Regions from separate parts of the Homo sapiens genome. Here regions 1, 2, 3 and 5 are each linked to region 4. The links are chromatin contacts, found by Hi-C or POLR2A ChIA-PET in ENCODE. All regions are on one chromosome and are shown on one strand. The core of a region is the stretch at or near the end of the contact, and the rest is flanking DNA. Distances in the headings are between cores, read along the strand shown.

The links. A loop is a pair of places that touch in the nucleus more often than their neighbours do. ChIA-PET counts read pairs that join two places held with the same protein, here RNA polymerase II (POLR2A). Pooled maps may share reads with other maps.
Region 1: a loop to region 4 is called in a map of CD4-positive, alpha-beta memory T cell, with 15 times the contacts of the local background. The contact joins the promoter of DUSP16 here to the promoter of H4C16 in region 4. A Hi-C loop is called at or near these places in 2 of 168 maps with a recorded cell type or tissue (CD4-positive, alpha-beta memory T cell and naive thymus-derived CD4-positive, alpha-beta T cell), 3 of 37 single-sample maps with no recorded cell type and 9 of 50 pooled maps.
Region 2: a pooled map shows a loop between it and region 4 (9-fold over the local background). The contact joins the enhancer-like site here to the promoter of H4C16 in region 4. A Hi-C loop is called at or near these places in 1 of 37 single-sample maps with no recorded cell type and 2 of 50 pooled maps. POLR2A ChIA-PET finds 5 or more read pairs at or near these places in 1 of 52 experiments (T-cell).
Region 3: a loop to region 4 is called in a map with no recorded cell type, with 21 times the contacts of the local background. The contact joins the promoter of GPR19 here to the promoter of H4C16 in region 4. A Hi-C loop is called at or near these places in 1 of 37 single-sample maps with no recorded cell type and 6 of 50 pooled maps. POLR2A ChIA-PET finds 5 or more read pairs at or near these places in 2 of 52 experiments (CD4-positive, alpha-beta T cell and naive thymus-derived CD8-positive, alpha-beta T cell).
Region 5: a loop to region 4 is called in a map of naive thymus-derived CD4-positive, alpha-beta T cell, with 10 times the contacts of the local background. The contact joins the promoter of BORCS5 here to the promoter of H4C16 in region 4. A Hi-C loop is called at or near these places in 3 of 168 maps with a recorded cell type or tissue (CD4-positive, alpha-beta memory T cell and naive thymus-derived CD4-positive, alpha-beta T cell) and 11 of 50 pooled maps. POLR2A ChIA-PET finds 5 or more read pairs at or near these places in 2 of 52 experiments (CD4-positive, alpha-beta T cell and activated CD4-positive, alpha-beta memory T cell).

Annotation. Positions count from the first base shown.
Region 1 is chr12:12,561,613-12,564,312 of GRCh38, forward strand. It overlaps DUSP16 (dual specificity phosphatase 16), which reads right to left and starts at 1,251. Exons shown (of 7, transcript NM_030640.3): 1 at 505-1,251. RefSeq lists silencers at 151-350, 371-490, 521-600, 1,051-1,560.
Region 2 is chr12:12,023,847-12,026,546 of GRCh38, forward strand. No RefSeq gene overlaps it. Among named protein-coding and RNA genes, the nearest start is that of BCL2L14, 46 kb to the right of the region's middle. RefSeq lists an enhancer at 217-266. Within about 2 kb of position 1,450, at least 7 of the 41 ENCODE cell types and tissues checked have a DNase peak (open chromatin) inside an H3K27ac peak, as active enhancers do.
Region 3 is chr12:12,694,733-12,697,432 of GRCh38, forward strand. It overlaps GPR19 (G protein-coupled receptor 19), which reads right to left and starts at 1,451. Exons shown (of 4, transcript NM_006143.3): 1 at 1,333-1,451; 2 at 727-779. RefSeq lists enhancers at 1,199-1,358, 1,539-1,618.
Region 4 is chr12:14,769,859-14,772,558 of GRCh38, forward strand. It overlaps H4C16 (H4 histone 16), which reads right to left and starts at 1,273. Exons shown (of 1, transcript NM_175054.2): 1 at 862-1,273. The coding sequence starts at 1,226. The coding sequence ends at 915. LOC105369669 reads right to left here and starts at 799. Exons shown (of 3, transcript XM_047429947.1): 1 at 42-799. The coding sequence starts at 295. RefSeq lists enhancers at 1-494, 495-1,091, 756-1,085.
Region 5 is chr12:12,355,649-12,358,348 of GRCh38, forward strand. BORCS5 (BLOC-1 related complex subunit 5) reads left to right here and starts at 1,430. Exons shown (of 4, transcript NM_058169.6): 1 at 1,430-1,861. The coding sequence starts at 1,804. It overlaps LOH12CR2 (loss of heterozygosity on chromosome 12, region 2), which reads right to left and starts at 1,419. Exons shown (of 2, transcript NR_024061.1): 1 at 1,280-1,419; 2 at 1-1,157. RefSeq lists an enhancer at 1,215-1,893 and a silencer at 1,760-1,839.

The DNA.
Region 1 (2,700 bases), core at 1-2,500, 2.2 Mb before region 4:
CCGTCACCACCCAGGTGGCCTCGCTGCTTACACCAAAGGCGAACTGGGGATAATGGGAACAGTCAGGCCAGGGCCCCACTTGGCAGGCGTGTTGTGTAACAGTCGCGCCTGGAAGTGAGCAGCTTCGCCCGCAAAGGTGCCGCGTCCCGCGGCGGCCGCTCCTCTCGGCGGGGCCCGGTCCAAGCGCCGCGCAGCGGCCGGGAGCGCACCCACTGCGACCCCGCGCCCGGCCGCACGCCCCCTTCCCGCTCCGGCCAGCCTCCGGCCAGGCCTACACCCCCGCTTCAAACGCTCCTGCGGCCCCCGGCCGCGGTCGCCCCCACGCCGCCTCCCGAAAGGGTGGCCGGTACGCCCGGGAAGGCAGAGACGGCGGGGCTGGAGCGCGGCGCCCGGCACCGGGAGTCGGGGCGCGCTGCGGAGCGTCCATGCGGCCGGGCGGGAGGGCGCCCCGGGCCCCGCACCCTCCCGCCCGCACACCCCGCGCGGCCCGCCAAGGCCACTTACTTTTGGGGCCGCCGACCTCCCAATTCCCTCAGAGGGAAACGAAAGTTGTCACGGCGTCTCCCCTCGGGCCCCCCTCGCCTCCCGGACTTGCGAGGCGCCGCCGCGGAGCCGAGAGGGCGGCTGCGCTCCCGCTCGCGTCCCGTCCCGTCGCTCTCCTCCTCCTCTTCTTTTCAGTATATTATCTTCTCCTTCTCTGAGGGGTGGGTTGGGGCGGGAGGCTTAGGAAGAGAGGAGACGCTCGCAACTTTTCTTCACTCTTTCTCTTCCACCCTCCCCCCCATCAGCCTTCAAAAAAAATGTCGAAAGAGATGAAGAACTTAGGGAGGTAAAGGTGGGGGGCCGCGTTGTGAAAGTGGGGGTTGGGGGGGAGAGAGAGGTGGTAATAATCGTTTAAAAACTGATTAAAGCCCCCCAAACACTGATACATAGAAAGAGGGGGAAAGGCGGGGGGGTGGGGTGGGGGGTTGGGGGAAAGAGAAAGAGTCGCTGGTCAGGAAACTTCAAGCGCGGATGAGGTCATTGGTTTAAAAATAAAGAGATGGCGTCACTTGAAACCAATCCCAGTGAATGAACTCAGCGGAGCCCCGGGGAAAGGAGGAGACAGGCGAGGGCAGGGCGGTGGGCGCCGGGCGGGGCCGCGCGCTCGCCCATCCCGCGGCCGCCCGAGCCCGGAGCGCGGCTCCGCGCCTCGTTCCGGCCGCTCGGGGAGGGGTCAGGTCATGTTCCCTTCCAGAGTCCGGCGACTCTGAGGCAGGTTCCGCGGGCGCCGCTGGGAGGAGCCGGAGCTGCCGGAGGAGGCGGCCCCGCGGCCTCCTCCCCCACCTCTCCCTCCTCCTCCTCCTCCTCCCGCGCCCGCGCGCCCGCCCCCTACCCCCGGGCTCGCGGCCCCGACCCCCGGGCCGGGGTGTCCGCCTCCAGTGCTGCGCCCCAACAGGTATCGGAGGGTTTTCTCCCTCACCCAGACGCAGAACCTTTCCCTCCTCCTTGAGCTGTTTCCAGCTGCCTCACCAACGTCAAAAAACGCAAACACTGATTTGAGAGAATTACACTCGCTCTGTAAAAAGTCTGGCGAATGCAAAAGGCAAGGCTCTGCCATCTCTCAGGAGAGAAGTTACAGGTACTTCAAGAAAAATCACACTACTGTTGTCAGGCATTCAGCTATCTATATGTTTATGGTTGAAAGCCCCCACATAAATGTTCCTACATTACTTTACTTTGCTTATATTTACAAATACAAGGATAAGCAGCCTACATTTTCTTTAAAAATGTTTTCTACAGGAGGCAGCGCAGAAACATCTTTAAATAAGACCAGGGGTTAACCGCCTCTTGAGAGGTACAAAACCCTTGTTGATTTAACTCCACATACCTCGTGCATTTTATTATTTGAATTCATTAAAATGTCTGTTTTGAGATGACATTATGCACTTTGGAAAACGAGAGACCTGAGGTGGTGACAAACCAGGACTTGGAATCACTGAATAGGACAATCGGAGCTTTATTCCAATGTTCTTTGAGCATTTGAGCATGAAGCTGCTTCTACTGAGAAGTACTCACGTGGATATCACATAACAAAGATGTGATTAATGACGGAAAAGCACCCTGCGAGTGGACTGCTCCATGAGCCAGAATTTATGTGTAGGAATAATCTAACTCTTCAAATATTCCATTTACAATGTGCCGGATTGGGACACTAGACCCTAAAGGCACTGTTTGCTGTGGGATATCCATGTGCACCCTGCCTAAAGCACGTTTTTCCACTAGCAAAAGAACTGATAAGCAGGTTTGGGTGGGTTCGAAAGATAATACACCCCTGTTACTACTTTTCTGCCTTTAAGTCCTGCAACTAAAGGCATTCCTTATGATTGGTAATCATTGAAGGTTAGTGTTGCGGGGTATGGCCCTGGGAACTTCTGGCCCATCTTTTATAGGAGGGAAAAAAAAAGCCCATTTGAAGATGGGAGGCACCCTAGCACCTCTGGCAGTAGTAGGTAAAGCCTGAAGGCCACAGATGGAGAAGCAACTTTGAGCCTGTGCCTCTGGCCTCTTGAAGACTTTGCTAGGGGAAGCAAATCTCTCCCACTGCTCCCTGTCCTCTGGTGGCCAGGAGGTGTTACTGCAGCTTCCTTGGGATTATTTGTGCTCTACCAGGAAACCCCTAAAAATCTAACTGTAGACCTTTGTTGGAGGTGTTGGGAT
Region 2 (2,700 bases), core at 200-2,699, 2.7 Mb before region 4:
ATGAATACATTGGAATCGAAATGATGAAATGTAAAGTACCACAGAGAGGTTTCTAGAAAAGCATCCAGAGATGGAAATGGGGAAAAGAGAAAGATACAGCAGAAATAAATTGCATACGAGATTCTAGTGTGTGCTAGAAATGTAGGGAGGAAAGAGTGATGATAAAATTAAAAGAAAGAAGTGGATAGATCTTAGTGGCATGATTGAAATGGATAATGAAAGGGATCTTTATGAAACTGTTGCCAGGAGAAGGAAAGATATAGAAAGCGAAAAAAAGGCTGTAGGTTAATTCCAGTATGACAAGAATAACAAAGAAATGCATGAATTCTCAGCCAACAGCCCGTATCAAGAGACAAGCATGTTCTGGCTGTGTGTGAAGGGCACACCATGCCAGGGGCTCTCCCTGCCAACGCCTGCAGACTTTTGCTCCTCACCTGGACCTCACAGCGCACCTGTTTTCAATGACACATGGCGGAAAAGGGTCAAAAGATGAATAAGGCCAGGCGCAGTGGCTCACGCCTGTAATCCCAACACTTTGGGAGGCCAAGGCGAGTGAATCACTTGTGGCCAGAAGTTTGAGACCAGCCTGGCCAAAATAGCAAAACCCTGTCTCTGCTAAAGATACACAAAATTAGCCAGGTATCGTGGCACACACCTGTATAATACCAGCTACTGAGGCTGAGGCACGAGAATCACTTGAACCTGGGAGGCAGAGGTTGCAGTGAGCTGAGATCGCACCACTGCACTCCAGCCTGGGTGAAAGAAGTGAGACTCTGTCTCAAAAAAAAAAAAAAAAAGGATAAAATGATACTCATTTCTTCCTTGGTCCCATCGACAAACATTTATCAAGAGATGTCTACGTGCCAAGCACGGTGCTTGATACTGAGAAAATACAATAATTGATAAGCAACATAGATATTCTGACAAAAATGGAAGCAAAAAGGGGAGGAGGTCTAAAATATAGAATTTTCCAGATAAGACAGAGCAAAGTTCAAAGCCGTGAAAATGAGAGTCAATGTGAAATATGACAGAAATGGGGACACCAAGGTGGACACAAGATGACCGTATATTCTCCTCGAAGGGGAACAAGATAGGAAAGGAAAGTGGGAAACAAAAAGTGGAAGTAACGTCAAGAGCCCCTAATGGGGCTCTAATAGGCTCTAACCTGAGTCCTAGCCCTTACTCAGCTGGTTCCCAGATGATCTTGAGCAAAGTGCTTCTGTGCTCTGAGCCTCAGTTCCCTTAACTATAAAATAAACTAATGATGTCTGGTCTAACTTGTGGTTGTCACCACGACACAGTAAGGGGTATTGGTTGTGCCCTCCTGCCATAAACAACAATAAAACTGGACGAATTATATGAAACTGTTTTCAGGTGCAACGCTACAGATGGTGCAGGGATGTGATGCTTGAGAGAAGAAACACAAGAGGTGAAACCCACATTTACTCTGGCCTCCTGCCTGGGGCTTTCCAACCACAGCACGCGGAAGTGGAGCCCAAACTGAGGATGGAGGAAAGAGACCGAAGGTTAGGGCTGCTGCAGGGATTGAGTGTGTGGGACAGGGTACGAGAGAGGCAGGAGCTGCACAGAGCAGAAATCCAAAAATCTGCAGAGGAGACCACCTGAATCTAGTTGAAAACAAAACTGCACATGTACAGGGTAATGTTTTCACAAAGCCTAGTAGAGAATAGGTAGCAGGGGCAAGGTGCAGTAGCTCATGCCTGTAATCCCAGCATCTTAGGAGAGGCTGAGGCAAGAGGATCGCTTGAGCCCAGGAGTTCAAAACCAGCCTGGGCAATATAGCAAGACCTCATCTCTACAAAAAATTTTAAAAATTAGCTAGGTGTGGTGGCATGCACCTATAGTTCCAGCTACTTGGGAGGCTGTGGCAGGAGGATCCCTTGAGCCCAGGAGCTTCAGGCTACAGTGAGCTAAGATTGTGCTGCTGCACTCCAGCCTGGGTGACAGAGTGAGACCCTGTTTCTTAAAAAAAGAAAAAAAAGAGAGAGAGAGAGAGAATAGGTAGTAGGAGCTGTGCACTGAACAGAGATTCCAGAGGTCACATGGTGGGAAGAGACACTGTGTTCTCAGTGTCCATGGTGGAAAGAGCTTGATGAACAGCCTGGGCTTTCAACAGAGGCCCGGGAAAGGCCACACCTGTGGAGCTGGGCCACCCCAGCACTAGAGAGAGGCTGCACTGGACCCATCAAAACAAAGCCAAATTACAACACTCAATAATGGATCCAAGCGGATCCACCAATAAATTAACCACCTGCCAAAACAAATGCAATGATCCTTACAGGAAGATAATAAAACCATAATGTTTGACATGTAATAAAAAATTACTCAATGTGTAACAAGGAGGAAACAAGTAGTATAGAAAGCAGCCAATAGAAAGAATCCCAGAGGTGATACAGATGGAATTAGCAAAGAAAAACTTTAAAATGACTAAATATATTGAAGAATTTAAAGGGAAAAAGTGGACATAAGGAATGAAAAACAGTTACTCATTGGAAAATAGACATTATGAAAAGAAACAAGATGAAAATCATGGGACTCAAAAATCTACAATAACTGCCTGGGCACGGTGGCTCACACCTGTAATCCCAACACTTTGGGAGGCCCAGCCGGGCAGATCATTGAGGCCAGGAGTTCAAGACCAGCCTGGCCAACATGGTGAAACTGTGTCTCTACTGAAAA
Region 3 (2,700 bases), core at 201-2,700, 2.1 Mb before region 4:
GCCCAGGTCTGATTCCCAATTGTACACACTTTATATGACATCATATCGAGATGTCATGCCTCTCAGAGCTGGATGATCCCACTCCCTAAAACAAGACACCCAGGCTTCAACCCTGAAATCCTATTCCATTGCCTCCATGGATTTTTCCTGCAGCATTTTCCTATGCACTTCACACATACAGCGCAGCTGCCAGGATATACTTTAGGCTGCCAAAATGAAATGAAGTCACTTTCTTGGTAAGTGATTACCATGCCTGGCTCTTTACTGAAGTACTTCCATTCTATATATTCACACTGGGATCCTTCTCCATCACTGCTAGCTTCAATCCTGTGGCTTTCCATATTTAGTTTTTCTTACAGATGAAGTGATACTCTTTACCTATCAGCCATTCCTTTGTTGGAGTAAAATTACGTATTCCATCAGCATTCTTCTGCCTTGTACTCCAGATAGTATACAAAGAATCAAATTATAGTAGCTAAGTGGCATAGAATTGCTGCCGATATCAAGATGGACTCTAATATCTAGTGAACTGGGAGGCTAGAGGCTAGAAGTATGTACTTCTGTAAGGTGTCAGTGACACATCTGAGTAATGTGGTAGCTAAATGCCACCATTTCATTCCATGAAATCCACATTTCATTCTGGCTAAAGGGTAAAGCTGGTGAGAGGTGGGAGGGGCCAGGAGGCTCCATCGGAAGGAGGCAGACACTTCAGGTGTTGGGTGGTACCTTTAAGATGTTGCGGGGCCAAATCCAATGCCGGTGCAGGTGTCCCATATATCCTGAGAGACAAAAAGAGGTCAGATTGGTCAGATCCCTCGAGACAGTTCCCAAATTCCTGACTTCTGTTACCGCGACTGTTCTTCGCAATTCCACCTCGGCCTGTGTTCAGGACTGTGGCTTTTAGAATCTTCCTCATTCCATTCCATTAGGGGCGTCCCGATTTCCACCTTATATACACCATGTACTAAATGCATGCCATTTCTGCCTGTTTACAAACATGCATAAGTTCACACTCTTTTAAGAAAAATGTCCTCTACTGTCAACTTCTTTCTAGTCTGGCCTCCCAGGTAGGCTACAGAGCTACTGCCTTCATTTATCTCTCAAATCTTCCCATCTTCTCCTTCCCACTGTATTACCTTAGCTCACACTCACATCCTCTTGGTCACCAGCCAAAAAATAAATAAAACTCCTTTGTCCCTTCAGATTTCTCTCTTATTCTACAACCTCATTAATCGGCTCTCCCGCTCCCACTCCTTTACTACTTCAGTCGCTGAAACCTCCCCTCACAGAGTTCACGGCCAATATAAAAACGGAAAGAAGGGATGACCATACGAGCTTGTGGACTTTTGCCTGCAAAATCTCATAGAATGTGGTGTTGTGTACGTGAATCCATCAGATCAACGCGACGGACACTCCCCAAGGGCCAAATCGGACCGCCTCTCACTAGGCGGAAAGTTTTGAAACTTTTGCGCGCTAAAAATGATGAGCCAGACGCATGCGCAAACGTGCACTCCCGGGGTGGCGCTTCTCCTCAGGCAGATCTCGCGTGGTTTGGTGATGGCCGGCTAGTATGAAGGTTTTCCGTGGCGTTGAGATCCCACCCGCCCTTTTTTTTTTTTTTTTTTTTTTTTTTTTTTTTTTTTGCTGCCCCAGTGGATTAGGATTAGTGCTGCAGTCAAATGAAAAAGATCAAGACAAAAAATTAGGCTAATATAACTAGCCGACAGGCTAGCGGCATTTCTCTGGGGCCGAGGAATTCCACGAAGAAGATCTCTGCGAGGCCCAGAAGGCCGCACAACTACTTCTTCAGAAACAAAATTTTTTAAAAAAGTAAAAATAGAGGAAGTCAGCCAGTTTATCACCTTGGAACCAGCGTTTTGTTTGGCTTTTCCGCTTTTCACTCTACGAAAAAGCCCATTGGCGGCTACCCAGGTTACCGTCCTGTTGCCATTGCGCCTGCGCGGCGGTTTGTTTACCAGTCCAGGCGAAGCGCTGTGTCGCGGTTCTCGCCGCCCCGAGCGCCTTGGTTTGCTCCCTTGACGTGTAATTCGTAATGAAAGTCATGTTTTCATTTGGGAACACGGATCGGAGGTTTAAAACTGGACAGTTTAAGTGTCAACTTCAGACCAAAGAAAATAATGGTAGGGAAAACACTGGACACTCAGAAATCGGTGCCGCGTCAGAGCTGTCACGGAAGATGTTTCTAATGAACCTGAGGAAAACAATAGCACCACCCTAACCAGAACTAAAAAGTGGCAAGCAGCCACAGTTAATGAAACTCATAGGTGGCATTTAGTTACTTATTTAGAATGTAGGCCTAGTTATGGTAAAAATGCAAATAAGACCAAACCTAAGGTCCTCTTGCTCGAGCAAACCTCAAGCAAAACCTACATGATTTAAGACTGACTCTTGAAGCGAAGTAAAAAAAAAAAAAAAAAAAAAAAAGCAGCCATGCAAAATTTGAAACTTGGAGACGACTCTAGAAGCATTAACCCAAGAAAGCACAAGCCAACAAACAAATTTTTGAAATGGTTTGAAGAGCTCTTCAAAGTCAGTTTCAGGTGGCTTAGAAGAGGATGTTGCTTATAAAATGAGATCTGATGGAAACTTGTTTTACAGATATGACTGGATTCGTTTGAAAACAAAAAAAAAGGCAGGCAAAGTGACTTTTTAAAAAGTATTTTTATGGAAGGATTTCTA
Region 4 (2,700 bases), core at 23-2,522:
GCTGCTCTGAACAGGGCCTTTACTCGGAAGCCAGGGCTTACCTCCCGGCTGCGATAGGGTTATTTGTGATGGGCATGACACTGCTCGGAGCGGGGGATTCCCGGCAACTTGGCGACCTGCAGGTGATCTGGCCTTTCATGCCGGCGTGACCCCCACTGCCTGCCTGCCAACTCCACGCCCGCCGCCAGGTGGCCGAGCAGGACGCTACCCGCTTGGCGTAGGCAACTTTACGCAGCTGGCTAAGAGGGAATCGCAGGGTGTCGCGAGTTTCGCCCGGCCGCCTTAATCTCAGCATCTGAGCTTGGTCACCTCTCACTCAACGTCAGCGATTAAGTAAAATAGTACCCAGTAAGACTACGCGCCACACTAGAGCTGCATTCAGCTTTCGGGCTTGCAGGTAGCGGCGTGCTGCGACCTCCCATTTCCTGCGACTTAGCAAGCCCTGCACACGCACGAACCGCCCTTGACGCGTGACGCTCACCCCTGAAGGCCAGCAGGAAGTCACCTAAGCCCTGATTTACATGGAAGCCATCCGATACGTGCTTATGGGCCAACGACTCGGCCGCTTAGAAGACCATGACCAGTTCTAACACTAGGGCTTTGTACAAGCACTCTTCTAAACAAAATCCGGTGTCTGGATTTTGGGAGGTCACTACTGCGTTGCGCGGCACCTCCAGGGTCGTACCTAAGCACAGGCGGAACCCCCTCCTTGAGGTCTAGTTCTCCCCGTGCCCGCCAAGTCTAATCCCGAGCAGATGCTCGGGCCGCGAATATCCCATTTCCGGTATCCGGAAGGCGACATCAAAGGGTTGATATTTACCCGTTATCTAGGAAGTGTTAACAGCTCTTTCTGTGACAGTTTGGGGGCCCTGAAAAGGGCCTTTTGGAGTCTGTAGAGAAGCTGTGGGGACAGCTCAACCGCCGAAACCATAAAGGGTGCGACCCTGGCGTTTCAGCGCGTACACCACATCCATGGCCGTGACGGTCTTGCGCTTGGCGTGCTCCGTGTAAGTCACCGCGTCACGGATCACGTTCTCCAGGAAGACTTTGAGGACTCCCCGGGTCTCCTCGTAGATGAGACCAGAAATGCGCTTGACGCCCCCACGTCGGGCGAGACGGCGAATCGCCGGCTTTGTAATGCCTTGGATATTGTCCCGCAGCACCTTCCGGTGGCGCTTGGCGCCTCCCTTACCCAGCCCCTTGCCACCTTTACCTCGCCCAGACATTCTGAAATCACAGCGCCTACTCAGCAGAAAATCGGGCTGCCCACTGTGATTGCCAGTCGCAGACCAGGGCTTATAGTCTCTCGATGCGGACCTGTTTGAAAACATCAAAAAAGTGGGCGGAGCTCTAGGCCCCACCTCTGGAGACATGCTATAGTTGTTAAGTCCAGGAAGCAGTCAGCGAAACCAGCCTGATTTTTTTGTTGTTTGCTCTTTTGGGAAAATTTTTTCTGATGTTTGGAGAAAGGTTCATGGTGATACGTTTTAAAGTTAAAACAGTATGAGCTAAAAGAATTTATATTGCCTTTTCTCAGCGCTTAAATAAAAGTAGGCCAGATCCTATGCACGTTCCTTGTTCTGTCCCTCCCTCCTTCTGTTTTTTCAAACGGAATTCCTGACTTACTATGAAACTCTATAAAAACCTGAAAAGCTTTACATCCGAGATTTCAAAGCAATTACTTAAAATTTAAAATTTTTCACACGTGGGTCTTCTGAAGACATAGTAGGGGGAGAGGACTTTTTTCTCTTTTACGGCCCTGCAGATAATTAAAATTCTTTCAATTGAAAAAAGAAAGTGCAGCTTCCCGTCCCCCACCTACACTCCACCCCCACCTCCCCCCGACCCCCGCCATTCCCCTTTCAGCTGCTTCTGCGCAATTTGCAGGTTTTCCTGCCCTGCAAGAGCCTGTGTGCTTTTCAACCAAGTAACTTCCTGTGGTTATTTAGTTGAAATATTGTCAATGTCTTATGTCATTCAAATCTCAGGTTCTCATCTCACATTTTCCACTTAAAAATTCAAAGTTCTTGTAAAACAATGGATGCCACAATCATGACTTGGAATAATGATTTCTACTGCAAATCCCCTCAGGAGGTTCTGAATCCCTTCCTTTCTCAAGAGAATCCCTGAACAAAAACGAAAGTTTCTGTAAGGTGTCACCGCTCTTCAAAGGTGTCAGGACCCTGTCTTCTCTAAAGGTTTTACTGTGTTAAAAAGCAGCTGTTATTTAGAGGATGAGTCATAAGTCTTTCCCAGGTAGTTAATTAGGATTCTGAGCAATGAATTTTAGTAAGTGGGGCTTCTTTGTCCCTGGTCTTGAAGATAAGCCTTTACAGCAGGAAGACTTTATGGTAAAATTTTGTTATATTTATAAATGCCTATAGTTTACATTTGTTTCAATCCATGCCCATCTTCATAACCCAAAAGGTATTTATTTTTCTTTTACTTTTTGTTAAAGATAAAAGAGTTGGAACACTGTCTTGAATGGCTGGAAAAAGTCCTGAATGGTCGAACTTCACTCATGATTTTAATATTTGACTCAGAGGGAAGAGGAAAAGTCTATCAGATCTTGAAGAGATAAGAATTATTGTAATGGGGCCGGGCGCGGTGGCTCACGCCTGTAATCCCAGCGCTCTGGGAGGCCGAGGAGGGCGGATTACGAGGTCAGGAGATCGAGACCATCCTGACTAACATGGTGAA
Region 5 (2,700 bases), core at 180-2,679, 2.4 Mb before region 4:
TTCCCAGTCCCATCAGCCTGGTGTGGTTTATGTAAACCTCAAGACTAGTTAGACACAACTTTCTAGAAGCCTGCCCTGATCTCTCAGGCAGTTTTTAGTTCTATCTTCATATTCCCAGAGAACACTGTACTTAGATTCATTTGCATTTTTCTCATTGTATTGCAATGGTGAGCAGAGGAAAGAGCATCAGATAGTCCTAAATAGTTCGACCACTGACCACCTGCTGACCATGGAGGAGTCACCTACTTACAGGCTGCAGGGTTGTTGTGAAAATTAAATAAGGTAAAATAGGGGAAATTATTGTGATATAGTAGAGTGGAAGGGACTTAAAAATCATTTAGTCAACTTGACACTTCTTCTGAGACTTTTTTTTTTTTTTTTTTTTTTGAGACGGAGTCTCGCTCTGTCGCCCAGGCTGGAGTGCAGTGGCGCGATCTCGGCTCACTGCAAGCTCTGCCTCCCGGGTTCACACCATTCTCCTGTCTCAGCCTCCCGAGTAGCTGGGACTACAGGCGCCCACCATCATGCCCGGCTAATTTTTTGTATTTTTTAGTAGAGACGGGGTTTCACCATGTTAGCCAGGATGGTCTTGATCTCCTGACATCGTGATCTACTCGCCTCAGCCTCCCAAAGTGCTGGGATTACAGGCGTGAGCCACCCCGCCTGGCCAGAGACTACATTTTATACATATAAAATCTCAAGGCATTTACTTGAAATTTCTTGACGCAGACAATGTAATATAAAATGAGTTGCAAAGTTCGGAGAACGCTAGAGCCAGCTAACTCCTTGATGGCATTGCATTGCTAGGTCTACTTTCTTGCCCTAGCAAAAATGGCAGTTTCCTTTCTGGATTACTCCCTCCTCACCTTCTGTTAGTTTCAGAGTGACTTGTTGATAACTGCCAAGGTCCCCAGAAAGCGCCTAGCCAAAAAGGTTCTTCACTTCTCTTTAAAGATGTGCACTCCCTAATACATGAAACAGCATTTTCTATTTCTTAATTTTTCTCTCATTTCCAGCTGCTGCTTTCACCGTCTTCTGGTATTTTTTTGTTTGGTCGTCCACTGCTAAACTCCCAGCTCTTCAGAATTCAAAATGAGCTTTGCATCCAAGCTGTTGTGGGTTCGAATCCTGGGTCTATCTAGCGTTTCTTTCTCCATCTGTAAAACAGGGTTAAAAATACCTATTTTGTAAAGTTGTTCTCACATGTGGGTATTGAAGAGCTTAATAGTGTGGGTGGTGTTTTAAAGGTGACGCATCCTTACAACAGGAAAGGGCTTACCCTCTTCCGCAGTTCTGGCTTCGAGGAGGTCAAGCCCTTTAAGGTGGCATCGCCCTAAGTCGCAGGAGCGGGTCTCTCCGCCCCTCCCTCGGGCCGGGGGGCGGGGCCTCCTAATCCGGAACTGAAGGTCTTGCGTAGCCGGCACCGCCCATCTGCGTCCCGGAAGGAGCGAGCTTGCGGAGCGTGAACCAGTGAGTGAAAGCGGCGCCGCCCGCCGGCCGCAGGTGCGGCAAAGCCAGTGTCATCTGCCGGTTCTCTTAGGGCTCCCGGAAAGAAGGAGGGCTAGCCGCGTGCGTTCGCGCCGCGCCTCCTTGCGTTTCTGTTCCCCAAATAGGGCCTCTCCTTCTCCCGCCGCCCAGGCCCCTGCGTGGGCTGGACGCGTCAGCCCCACACATTAGCCTCGCTGCGGCGCCCAGACTCTGCTTTGCCTCCCCGTCCCGGTCCCTGGCCCCTGCCCTGTCGCCCGCCGCCGGAGCGGTGACCGCCCGGCCCGCCGTTCTTCTGCTGCCACCGCTGTCGGCACCATGGGCAGTGAGCAGAGCTCCGAGGCCGAGAGCCGACCCAACGATCTGAACTCCTCAGGTCGGTGTCCTAACCTCCCACCCTCCTCCAGCCCGCCCTGTCCCCTTGCAGAGCGGGCTGCCTCCCAGACTAGGGTCAGGGACTGCGGACGGGAACGCACAGAAAAAGCCTTCACCGTGCTAGTAGGAAAAAAAAAAAGTCACCATCTGTCCTGGCCTCGATTCCCCTGATGGAAGTGCGTGTGACTGCAAGCTAAGCCAGCGTGGGCGCCAGTGCCCTTATTTATTTTCAAAACAGCCGTTTCTCCCAGCTACAGCCTCCTGTTTAAAAGACGAGCTAATTAATTTTTGGCTCTAGTGCTCATGGCTGATGTAGTGAGATTTGGCTCACACAGTGGATGGATTATAGGACCTCTAAGAACAGTCTGTTTCTTAAAAACGGGTGTTAGAGGTTCCTTTTCTGAAGGGATATGTGATAGGTGTCCACTTGCTTTGAACCCTTTAGTGCAAAGGTCTCCAGAAACAGCTTTTTCTTCTCAGAAGGTGTCTTGGTCCGTTTTCTAATCTTGTAGAGGTTGGCCAGACAGCAGGCACTGGTGTTTTCCATTGTTGTTCTCTGTCCATGATTTTTAGACTTCTCTAAGCGTTTGAGACAAGAATGGGAGGATTATTGTGTTTGCAATACAGTGAGTGTTCAATAAATAGATAAAGCAGCTGATGTTTAATTGAGGACCATTTGCTGCTTTTTTTGTTACCCACACGCTAGGACAGCTGGGAGTGCTTTGGTTAAGCTCCGGGGTTGCTAACGCAAATTGGTTAAATCTGGGGCCTAAAAAGAGTCGCCGATTTTAGAAGTTCTCTGTTCTTGATAGGAGCTGTAATTCAGAAATAGGCAAGCTA